Regions from separate parts of the Homo sapiens genome. Here region 1 is linked to region 2. Evidence: read pairs that join two places in POLR2A ChIA-PET (ENCODE). Cell type or tissue: PC-9. All regions are shown on one strand. Each heading gives the region's core, and the rest is flanking DNA. Links, peaks and the distances in the headings are about the cores only.

The links. Peaks named below come from ENCODE experiments on the same cell type or tissue, not always from the same donor. Only the 100,000 strongest peaks of a DNase experiment are listed, where the experiment ranks them.
Region 1: POLR2A ChIA-PET joins it to region 2 with 24 read pairs; 2 of 35 experiments call an interaction of 5 or more read pairs at or near these places.

What each region holds. Positions count from the first base shown.
Region 1 is chr3:126,872,043-126,877,421 of GRCh38, forward strand. All of the region lies in intron 5 of CHCHD6 (coiled-coil-helix-coiled-coil-helix domain containing 6), which reads left to right. Among named protein-coding and RNA genes, the nearest start is that of PLXNA1, 110 kb to the right of the region's middle. In PC-9, for the core only: no CTCF peak of the experiment used is centred there; no DNase peak of the experiment used is centred there.
Region 2 is chr3:126,650,706-126,656,084 of GRCh38, forward strand. TXNRD3 (thioredoxin reductase 3) reads right to left here and starts at 4,419. Exons shown (of 16, transcript NM_052883.3): 1 at 4,043-4,419. The coding sequence starts at 4,285. In PC-9, for the core only: no CTCF peak of the experiment used is centred there; a DNase peak (open chromatin) is centred at 4,426; H3K4me3 peaks cover 1,936 bases.

The DNA.
Region 1 (5,379 bases), core at 155-5,154, 220 kb after region 2:
CTTCCCCTTAGGGTGTGGTGGCTCTCAACCAGGGGTGCTTTTGCCCTTCAAGGGCCATTTGGCAACATCTGGAGACATATTTGGTTGTCATGACTGAGGGAAGGATACTGTTGGCATCTATCTACTAGGTAAGGGCCTGGGATGCAGCTCTCCACCCTACAGTGCCCAGGACAGCCCCTCACAGCAAGGAATTAGCACAAAATGTTGACAGTGCCAGGTACCATGGGGCCAGCCTATAGACCCAGCTTCTCGGGAGGCTGACATGGGAGGATTGCTTAAGCACAGGTGTTTGAGTCTAGCCTGAGCAACATTGTGAAACTCTGCTCTATTTTTTTTTAAGTGCCAAGATGAAGAGATCCTATTTGGGGCAACTTTGTATACCTCGTAATCACCTGAAGTGCTCGGTAAAAAGATTTCCACCGCAGAGTCCTAGTCTAGGCTCGGGCTCAAGAATCTGCATTTAGATGAGCACACCTATGCCTACATGGATGGTTTAAGGCCCACCTTTGAGAAACACTGTTTAGAATCTTAGGTTAGAAGCTGGATTCCTTGCACTCTTTCTTCCTGGCATGAGGGATCCACAGGCTCCAGGCATAGAACCTTCCTTGCCTGAGCTGCCAGGAGCACTGAACTCACAGGCTTCCTCTCTCCTGGACTGGTCTCAGCTCCTGCACCTTGCTTCCCTGGAGAGCCCTGGTTTTCATCCCTATCTTTTAGAACCAAGGGGCAAAACAGGATGTTCTCCAGGCGAGTAACAGTTGAGGACCCTGCCCTGCTGCTCCTTCCCTGGGCTGTGGTCTGCTGAGGCAGGGACACTGCTGATTTCCCTCGTTTCTCACCGCAATTCTCCTCTGTTGTGGCCTAAGGCAAGTTGTGCTTACGCAAGTTTCAGCATCTCAACACAGGAGTGTACTTTTTTGACAGGGGCTACTGTCTCTCTACCTTCTGTCAGCACTGTGCAGGATATCTACAGTCCTGGGACAGCTGCTTTTGCTACTTCCTTGAACACGGCTGGTCGTAAATATCCACTGTCATGTGAACACTTGTATGTTTCCAGTAGGCATTCCCCATCACATCAAACATCCTGGTTTGCAAAGTGTTTTCAGATATTCAAAGAATAAGTGGAGGCCATGCGCATCATCTCTCTAGATGAGAAATAGTGATAGTGCTGGAGCTGGGAAAAGACCGCAGGCCTATTTGCTCTTTTTGCGTTGCCTGAATGAGACCTGGTGGTTGTTCAAGTGCAGTGAGTAGAAGGTTTGTCTTTTTTTCCCCCTCTTTCTCCCGAAGCTCTCTCTCCCAGCCTTGCTTTATTTGTTCATTCTTTCAAGTCCATTATTCAGTGCACGCCTCACCAATATCACCAGTGTTTTTGGCAGAGTAAGAGCTGAGGAGGGAAGACTTCATTGTCTGAGGTCAGAAATACTCCAAGTGCATGAGTTTCCTGTCCTTCCCTATGGCTGTTGATTCAGAATGTGAGATGCCAGTTCAGCTAAGGTTGGTTCAGGTTGGTCAGCCAAAGGAACTTAATCCACAGGGCTGGGGCTGGCTGGAGTGCCGTGATAAGAACTTCTGCAGCTTCTGTGGCCTCTGCAGCACCTGCTAGGCATCACCACTGAGCAGGCAGGATGGCTTCTCCCAGAGGTCTGTGGCCTTGACATTCTCTTCCACCTGCATGGAGGGACCAGCCATGGCTCCCTTTGTTTGAGTGCTTATGTACCAGGCACTCCACCAGGGGCTTTATCTCTAGTCACACACAGGTCTAGTAAGTAGATGCAGGTATTCCCTCTGTACCACTGGGAACCTGGGCCTCAGAGAGTATGTAGCTTGCTCAAGGCCACACAGCTTGTTAAGTGGTAGAAGCGGGATTTAAACCTGAGGCAGGCTGGCTTCACATCTCTACCCTTGCCTCCATTGTTGAAGCTGTGATTTGTCTTTTGAAAGGGCGGGAAGATTTCCTTTCAGAAATGGAGATGGCCCCTGCCCCGCAGAACCCAGCTCACTGCTGTAATTACTCTGGATCCCGGGCCATGTCGGGTCCCCTCCAGACAGTCTGCTTCCATGTCACTTATGAAGTGCCGTCCCAGGAACTCATGACGCCTCAGGACTGTCCTTCTCAAGGCTGCTCATGGAATTCAGCTCCTCTGTGTGCCTTACCACTTACTCTAGGTGTAACACCAGGTGTCTAAAAAGTGTTTCCTTACAGCTGTGTTCCTGCTCTCAGGACCAGTTAAAAGTGTTCATGGTAAAGTAGAACCTGAAAGATGCCTTAGGAATAAGATTGGAGCCATTAATTTAGGAGGAGAACATTGCACGTGCCAGTGTGGAGAGCACAGGCCAGATTAGATGGAGCTGGCCAACGTCTGGGCAGGGAGAGGGCACAAGCAGCTGAGCCCGTCAGGATGTGTACCATGTAGCCTTGGGATGGCACTCATCAGGGCAGCTCTGTCTGGAGGGCTCCTCATCACCTGAGGCTGCAGGTGCTCTGTAGAAACCATCATCTTCCCCGGGAAATATGCAATGAATGGTCCACTTTCACTACCACAGCAGAAGACTCATGGTCTGCTGGGCTCCTTCCTCTCCCTTTCCTTGTATTCAATCAATTCCCGTACTTCCTAAATATTTATGAACTGTTTCTCCTCTCCATCCATACTGCCCCGTCATCTGTTACCTGGACCTTTGTGGTCTCCTTGCCTTTAGTCCCACAGCTTCAATAAGTCCATATTTCTCATTACCACACAAAACAGCCTGCCAGTTCCCTGCTCAGAAGGATGGTCCCCATCCTTATGGTCTGTCCTTCACGGTCCTGGGTGTCCTAGCCCCTTCTGGCTGTCTGCCTGCAGCTCCCCTGGCCCCACCTCACATGCTCCCACCAGCAGAATGGACCTGCTTCTGCCTTGGGGTGCACTTGGTACACCTTCAGGTATCTCTGTGTACTTCTGGGACCTTGTATTAAATGTGTTCTCTCTACCTTGTCCTGACCAGTGTCCCCTTTAAGACTCAGCCTAGCCATTGCCTCCTCCAGGAAGCCTCTCTGGATCCCACTGGGCGGAGCTCAGTGTTTCCTAGCCCCTGTGTTGGCTGCACCATCGTGAGACTGGTGTGACTCTTGCCTTAATCTGAACCCTGCAGGCTAAGGGTGATTCTTCCTCATCACAACACCAGAATCCAGAGCAGGAAGAGGGAAGAAGGGTGCCCTGTGGGGAAGTACCCACCCTGCATGGGTCCTGGGGAACCCGTGGCCTGTGTGCCTGTCCAGCAGGGTGCTGGCCACCACAGGCTATGCCAGGGAAAGGGCTGCCTGCCTTCTGAAGAGCAGAGACCCAGGCCTGTCAGTGGACACCTGGGACTGTTGGGGAGCACATGGAGAGCTGGCACGTAGAGCCTCTAGCTGGCAGGTGCTGGCGCACTGCTCTCGTGCTACAGTGATGGAGTGGCACCTAAAAGCCATGGGAGAGCTTCCCTCAGAAATTTGGAACACCAGGGGCAGAGGGGAAAGAGCTGGAGAGAATTGGGCTCAAGTTTTGTAGTGTTTTAATGAAAGACTCCCGAGGCTTCTGGTGAGGGTTCTTGATGGCATCATACTTCATGCAGTTTTAAATAAACCAGGCAGTTTAGAGGTGCGTCAGTGTCCTTAGAATCCTACAGTCCCAGGGTTTAGACTCTAACCCGGGGAGGTAAAGGTATTTTCGCAGTTTATGCAGTGTGTTAAAGGTCTTCTAACAAACAAAGCACTGTATTTTTGTTTTTTCTTAAAATGATTTGAAATATCAGAAAAATCACATCCTGTCACATGTTCTCCCTTAGGAATATTGCCATGAAAACCTGTAGGGTCCTGTGCTTTCTGCTCTTCTCCCAGGAGAAATATGGATCATCTCATTGTCTCTTGTTAAAATGGTCAGACTCAGCTATTATTTTTTGATATGCTAATGGCATCTAATGAGAACAACAGCTTTCAGTAAAATAAATAGAATATATTGTAGAATCTGGTAGTTTGCTGGTGGTTGTTGGATATTAGCCAGTGACTTTGTCTGGCCTAGAATAATGGCTAATAATACTTACTCTGAGCACTGTTAAGTGTCAGCTCATATAGCCTGCTTCTTTGTAGCTGCTCAAGAAATGTTCATTATATGAGTTAGTGGGCAAAGGTGCTTGCTGCAGAAGACTGCTTTCTAATCACATATTCAGGGACCCCAGTACCCAGTGCAGGTGTTACTGGTGTGGGTGGTGTTTAGAAAGAAGCTTGATGAGTTCAAATGATACAGAAGCACAGCAAGGCATTGGGAAGAAGAGATAATGCAAAGCTTGTTTGAGTCTGGTGAGAAGAAACGGGCCTCCATTGCCAGAACCCCAGGAATGTTTGTCTGTACTTGGGAATTGTGTGTGAGTTAACAGGCCAGCCTGCCAGAACTGTGACAGTGTTGTACTCTCATTCTTGGTATTTGTATTTTGTGACATTTTTTAAAGTGTGGTGAGGTATAATTGTTAACATTTTATGTTTTATTGGCAGTGTTTTATTGAAAATACCTCACTTCCCTCATGAACATGTGATCTTAAAAATATCGGCAGTACTTTTAAATGTGTTATCATTATCTCCTATGACCACTTTTCCCCTGGTGGGCTGGAATGAACTTCACTGGAAAGTGAACGAATGTGTGAATGTCGCATCACAGAAATTCATTTTGCAACCGGACTCTAATAGAATACATTTATTCCATTAAGATAAACAGATCCCTTTCCTCTTTTAGAGCAGTTTTCAAATGTGTAAATGATTGAAGAAGAAAAAGAGTTATGAGGAAAGTCTAGAAAGAAAAACCTGGATCCATAATATGATAAGAGAGAAAGCAGCCAGCGGACTCAGCAGGGTGAAGAGTGTCAGCAGAGCAGAGGGAGCGGGTTGCAATGGAATCTGAGCAGCATCCAAAGCACTTTGGGTAGGAGGAGCATCTAGATCATGAAGATTTTAAGTCACCAGCCTGTGAATTAACAACCACTAATTGAGATTCTGAGGCCAAAATGTGCTTCTGCTAAAATAAGGGGGAAAAAGATAGAAGTGTTTGAATCCACTTATTTTTCAGAAAGAAACTCAGGAAGGAGAAACCAGGACCTAATGGAATTGTTACTCATAGCGGGGAATGGGGATGGGATGGGACTTCTTTGAGTAGACTTTTTATATATAGTTTGGCTTTTAAACCCTGTTGATGTTTTGTTTATTCAAAAATTAAGTCAACGGCCGGGCGTGGTGGCTCGCACCTGTAATCTCAGCACTTTGGGAGGCCGAGGTGGGTGGATCACGAGGTCAGGAGATCGAGACTGTCCTAGCTAACACGGTGAAACCCCATCTCTACTAAAAATACAAAAAATTAGCTGGGCGTGGTT
Region 2 (5,379 bases), core at 128-5,127:
TCTTCCTGATTCCCTTGCATATACTTTGTGCTCAGCCATACTATTTTCCTTTTATCGTTATCTATCTTTGCTGATACTAGTTTCTTAACTAGATGCTCTTTCTTACCTACAGACTCTCAAGGACCAGCTTACATGGCATTTTCTTAGACTGTTCTGATCCTCCACAGAAGCCACTGTTTTATCTCTTATTCCCACAACTCTTGTTTTTCTTACGCACTTCTTTCTACACAAACAAGCTGGTTGATTACAGCTCAATTAGACTATGAGCGTATGGGAGGCAAGACCAAGGCTTATTCATTTCTGTGTCTCTGCAACACTAAGCACCCAATAACACTTATTGAATGCCATTAGCAGCCCAATGAAGAAACAAATCTCTCTCCTTGACTCTGCAAGGATAAGAACATATGTGGAATATGGTGTCTAATTTTGGGGGATACATTTAAGAGGTTCATGGGCAAAAAGAAAACTGTACAACCAAGTTAGTGAGCGGCCACATGTAAAGACGGACATGTAAGAAAGCAGGCTACTCAGTCAAGCAAGAAAAACACTTGGCGAAAGTACGGGAAGATCTGCCTTCCAAGCAGAAGCAAGGTTCTTAATTCTGCCCACTGGAGCAATGCTCACCTCCAAGAATGAATAAATATTTCAGAGAGGCAGATTTTGCTTCACTTAAAAAAATTCCAATAATCAGAGTTGTCCAAATATGTCATGGGACTCAAAATGGTGGCCACATTACTGAAAATGTTAACACATACAGAATAGAGGATCATTTGTCCTAAGATTTTTCTGTATCAGGAAAGATTTGACTAACATTATTTAAGATAATTCACCCTACATTATGTGCCTGACACTATTGTCTAGGCCCCAGTAATACAGCAGTAGACAGACAGTTCTGATCTCTTGGTGTTTATGCAAACTACAAAGGACAACTCTTAAGAAATATAGATAGAAAACAGACCCCAGAAATAGTCCAACACATACATGAGAACCTGATCAATGATGAGTGAGCATACGAACTAGTGTGGAAAGGATGGGGTCTCCAAAAAAGGAAACAGGAACACCTGAGAAGTCACAAAGAAGAAAACAAACTGAATCCCCACTCCTATTACTAATATCAATCCCAAGTAGACGTCAAGAATGTAGGTATGAAAAGCATACTATTCAATTTTCAGGAGCTAAAACAGGAGAATATCTTTATGATCTCTGAATAGAAACAGATTTCTTAAAAAAGACACCAAAAGCAAGCCATAAAAGGAAAAGAACGATAGAAGCAAATACATTAAATTTACAAACTTCAGTTAATGAATAGATCCTTGTATTAGTCTGTTCTCCCATTGCTATAAAGAAATATGAGACTGGGTAATATATAAAGAAAAGAGGTTTAATTGGCTCACGGTTCTGTAGACTCTACAGGAAGCATGATACTGGCATCTCCCTGGCTTCTGGGAGGCCTCAGGAAACTTACAATGATGGCAAAAGGCAAAGGGGGAGCCAGCACTTCACATGGCCAGGGCAGGAGCAAGACAGTGGGGTGGGGAGATGCTACACACTTTTAAATGACCAGATCTCATGAGAATTCACTATCATGAGGACAGTACCAATGGCATGATACTAAACCATTCATGAGAAATCCACCCCCATGATCCATTCATCTCCCACCAGGCCTCACCTCCAGCATTAGGGATTACATTTCAGTATTTGGGTGGGGACACAGATCCAAACCATATCAATCCCATAAAAAGAGTGAAAAAGGAAGCTAAATCTGACCGATTTTCTACAGCAGCAGGTCCTCAAATAACATTATTTCATTACAACAGTGATTTAAAAAACTATTTCCAGCCAGAGCCACTGTCAAGTGGAGTTTGCACCTTCTCTTCATGTTTTCTCCAGGTACTCCGGTTTCCTCCCACATCCCAAAGATGTCCATGTTAGGCTAATTGGTGTATCTACATTTTCCCAGTCACAGAGAGTGTGGGTGTGTGTGCAAGTGCACCTGCAATGGGATGGTGTCCCAGCCAGGTTTGGATCCCGCCTAACACCCTGAGCTGTCAAGATAGGCTCTGGCCACTTGCAACCCTGAAATGGAGTAAGTGGGTTGGAAAAGGAATGAATAAGCAAATATAAATTATTGCCAAATAAAACTTCATCAAGTAGACAATAATCATATAGATGCAAACAATAACGAATGCAGTGCACCCTCCGCCCCTAACAAAGGGACTCTGATTTTGTTTTTGAACTGCCCAGTGGCACGAGGTGCTCCTTAAAATTCTGCTTTGCAAACATTTTTTTATTTCACCCACCACCATTAGAACCCAACCTCTCCTGACTCACCAGAAATTGGGTAAATAATTTTCTTCCTTGTTCTCACTAATCTCTCTTAAATGTATGTATAGCTCACGTTTATTTCAATGTTTAATATTAGACATGTTTTGGGTCTTTATTTAAAAGTCTGGTGATTTCTTTTTGTGGTCAGAAATATGCCATAGGAACTTAACTCTTATTTCTATCGATTAGCCTACAATAAAACTGGTTTTGTTACATGCCATTTGGCTTAAGGTTGGTTTCCAAGAACCTATCAACAATGTTGAGTGAGCACTTACTGTATACATAACCAAAGAATAAGCATCCTAAATATATAAAGAATAAGTCAGTACAAACAACTAAAAACCACTGCATAGGAAAATAGGCAAAAGGCCTGAAAAAAATGAAAAACACGCTATATAATTTCACAGAAGAGGAAGCTCAAATGATGCATGAACACACTGGACTTCATTTGGGAAATGCAAAATCAAACCATAATGGAATGCCATTTCAAAACTGCCAGAATGGCAAAAATTAAAAATATCAACTGTTAGCAAGGATGTAGAGCAAGATGAATTGTTCCAAACTAGGAGCAGAGTAAATTGGTATCACTACTTGGAAACTCAGTTGGGCATTACCTTGCTAAGGTAGAAATCATGCATCCTTTATGACCCAGCAACTCAGCTTCAAGATACCTATTCTAGAGTTAAGTCTTTTATAAATGCGCTGGGAGTTACGTGCAAGAATAAACATATAGCTGTACTGTTTTTTAAGACCAAAATACCAAAAACAGCAGAATGATAAACTCCGGTACGATTCATCCCAGGGAATAGTCAGCAACGAAAATTAATGAACCCCAGCTACAGATACTAACATGCATGAATCTCTGAAACATAACTGTTGAGGAAGAAAACTGCAGAAGAATACCTATGTATGTATGGTTCTATTTATATCAAGTCCCAAAACAGGCCAAAAGGAACCAAATATTGATGAATAATATATATATTTGGTAAAAATGTAAAAAAAAAAAAAGGAAATTTTGCATAGTGGTTAACCCTGAGGGAGGGAGGAGACAGCCAAGGAAGCTTCTACAGTACTAGTGTCACTTTATTATTCTTAAAAATATATATGCATAATATATGTTTTAAGAAACTATACACATCAATGTAAACTTCAAATATATTTGAAAAACACAGCCTATAATTTCATGAACTCAACCCAATAGTTTATGCTTTTGCATACTGTCTTCCACGTATCATTTTTCAACTTTCTGTAAAATGAAGTAAATTCCTAAACGTTGAAAGTCTGTACCTTACACGTAGGTTATCACCCAAAGGCTCGTTTCTAAGTGAAGTATTCTTAAACACAGAATACATTTGTCCTTAGAAATAATGCCGGATTCCTAGTCCGCCCCGAAAAGTTAAGGCAGTGTGCATGAAGCTGAAATTACCTCAGTCGTCCTAACAACCTTCCCGTACCTTCGTTTCACAAACGGGGGAACTGAGGCTCTGCACAGGGTCCTAACCCGGGTCGAGGTCACGCAATTAGGAGAGTTTCTGTTTTGATAAACTATCACAAGCCCACCTCAGGGGACGACCGGGGAGAGGAGAGGACGGACGGCTGACCTCACCGCCGCAGCCCGGGACCCGCGGGCGCCCCGGCCCGGACCCGCCCTGCCCCGGGTGGCGTCCGCGTGGCGGGCCCGGTCGCGCGCGGTGGAACCGGCGAGGGCCGCGCCTACCCGAGTACTATGGGGACAGTAGCTCTTGCTGAAGATCACCACCCGGCTGCGCTCGATGAGGCCCACGAGGTGGCGGCGCAGCTCCTCGCGGGCCTCGGACGAGCGGCTGGGCCCGGGGGACGACAGGCGGGCACGGCGCCCCGGCGGCGACAACACGCGCGCCCCTCGGACATGGCCCGAGCGGCGGTTGGGGGCATCGCCCGCCTTTCCCGGCCCGGGCGACTGCGGCGGCGACCGCTCCAGAGTCTCGCTCTCGCTCCTGGCCCGGCCGGGCCTGCTCACAAACCGAAACGCAGGCGGCTGCGGCGCCGGGACGGGGCCTGAGGGGCGGCGAACGCTGCCCTCGCTGGCCACTCTCACCACCCGCGCGAATCCGCGAGGCAGCCGCTCGCCCCGCCCCCCAACACCGCCCCGCGCATGCGAAATTGGGTCCCCCGCCCGCCCGCAGCCTAGGTGTCACCTGCCCTTCGCAAAGGGGCGGGTACCAAGCGCGAGCCTCTTTATCTCCAGGTTGTGCCTGCGTCCGGAGACCACCCAATCTTGGCGATGGCGCTCTGAGATGGCCTCTGTGCAATGCCTTTTACTCCTAATAATCCCCAACAGCCCCTTTAAACCACCTTAAAATATACGTTCTTCAATTTTTATGGGAAGTGTGAATTGGAAAGATTGATATTTTTAAAAGTTTAGATCACACAAGCTAAATAAATATATTGCGTTTGCTATTGCAATGCAGCTTTAATGAGTTTCCTAGGTTGCTACCCGTCAGTTCCCTTCTACATAGAATTCCAGAGCCGCCCCTAACAAAGGGACTCTGAAACCGCGAGAAGAGGAATCCTCTGTCCATTTCGGTGGATGAGTGGAAGACCTCGGAGCTGAACTTGCCTGCAGTGACTGAGTTAGCCGGTCATGGTGGCGGGTGCCTGTAGTCCCAGCTACTTGGGAGGCTGAGGCAGGAGAATGGCGTGAACCTGGGAGGCGGAGCTTGCAGTGAGCCGAGATGGCGCCACTGCACTCCAGCCTGGGCAACAGAGCGAGACTCCGTCTCAAAAAAAAAAAACAAAACCAAAAACAAAAACCTGGAGTTTCCTTCTTCTCAACAATTCTTTACATTTCAGTTAAGTCCTCTAGGCGGAACCCATGCAATAACCAGAGCAGGGGAAGGAGCCTAGTAGGTACTTTATGCTTTTTGTTAACCTGTGCACTCAGCGATGCTGGAGTGCCTGTCATGTGCCAGATACTGTGCTGGGCGCTGCGGATTTGGCAGAGAATGAGGCTGGCCGCCCTGCTCCTATGAGGTGTGGCTGCGTCTCTCCATCTCCTGGGTCCCATGAGGCACA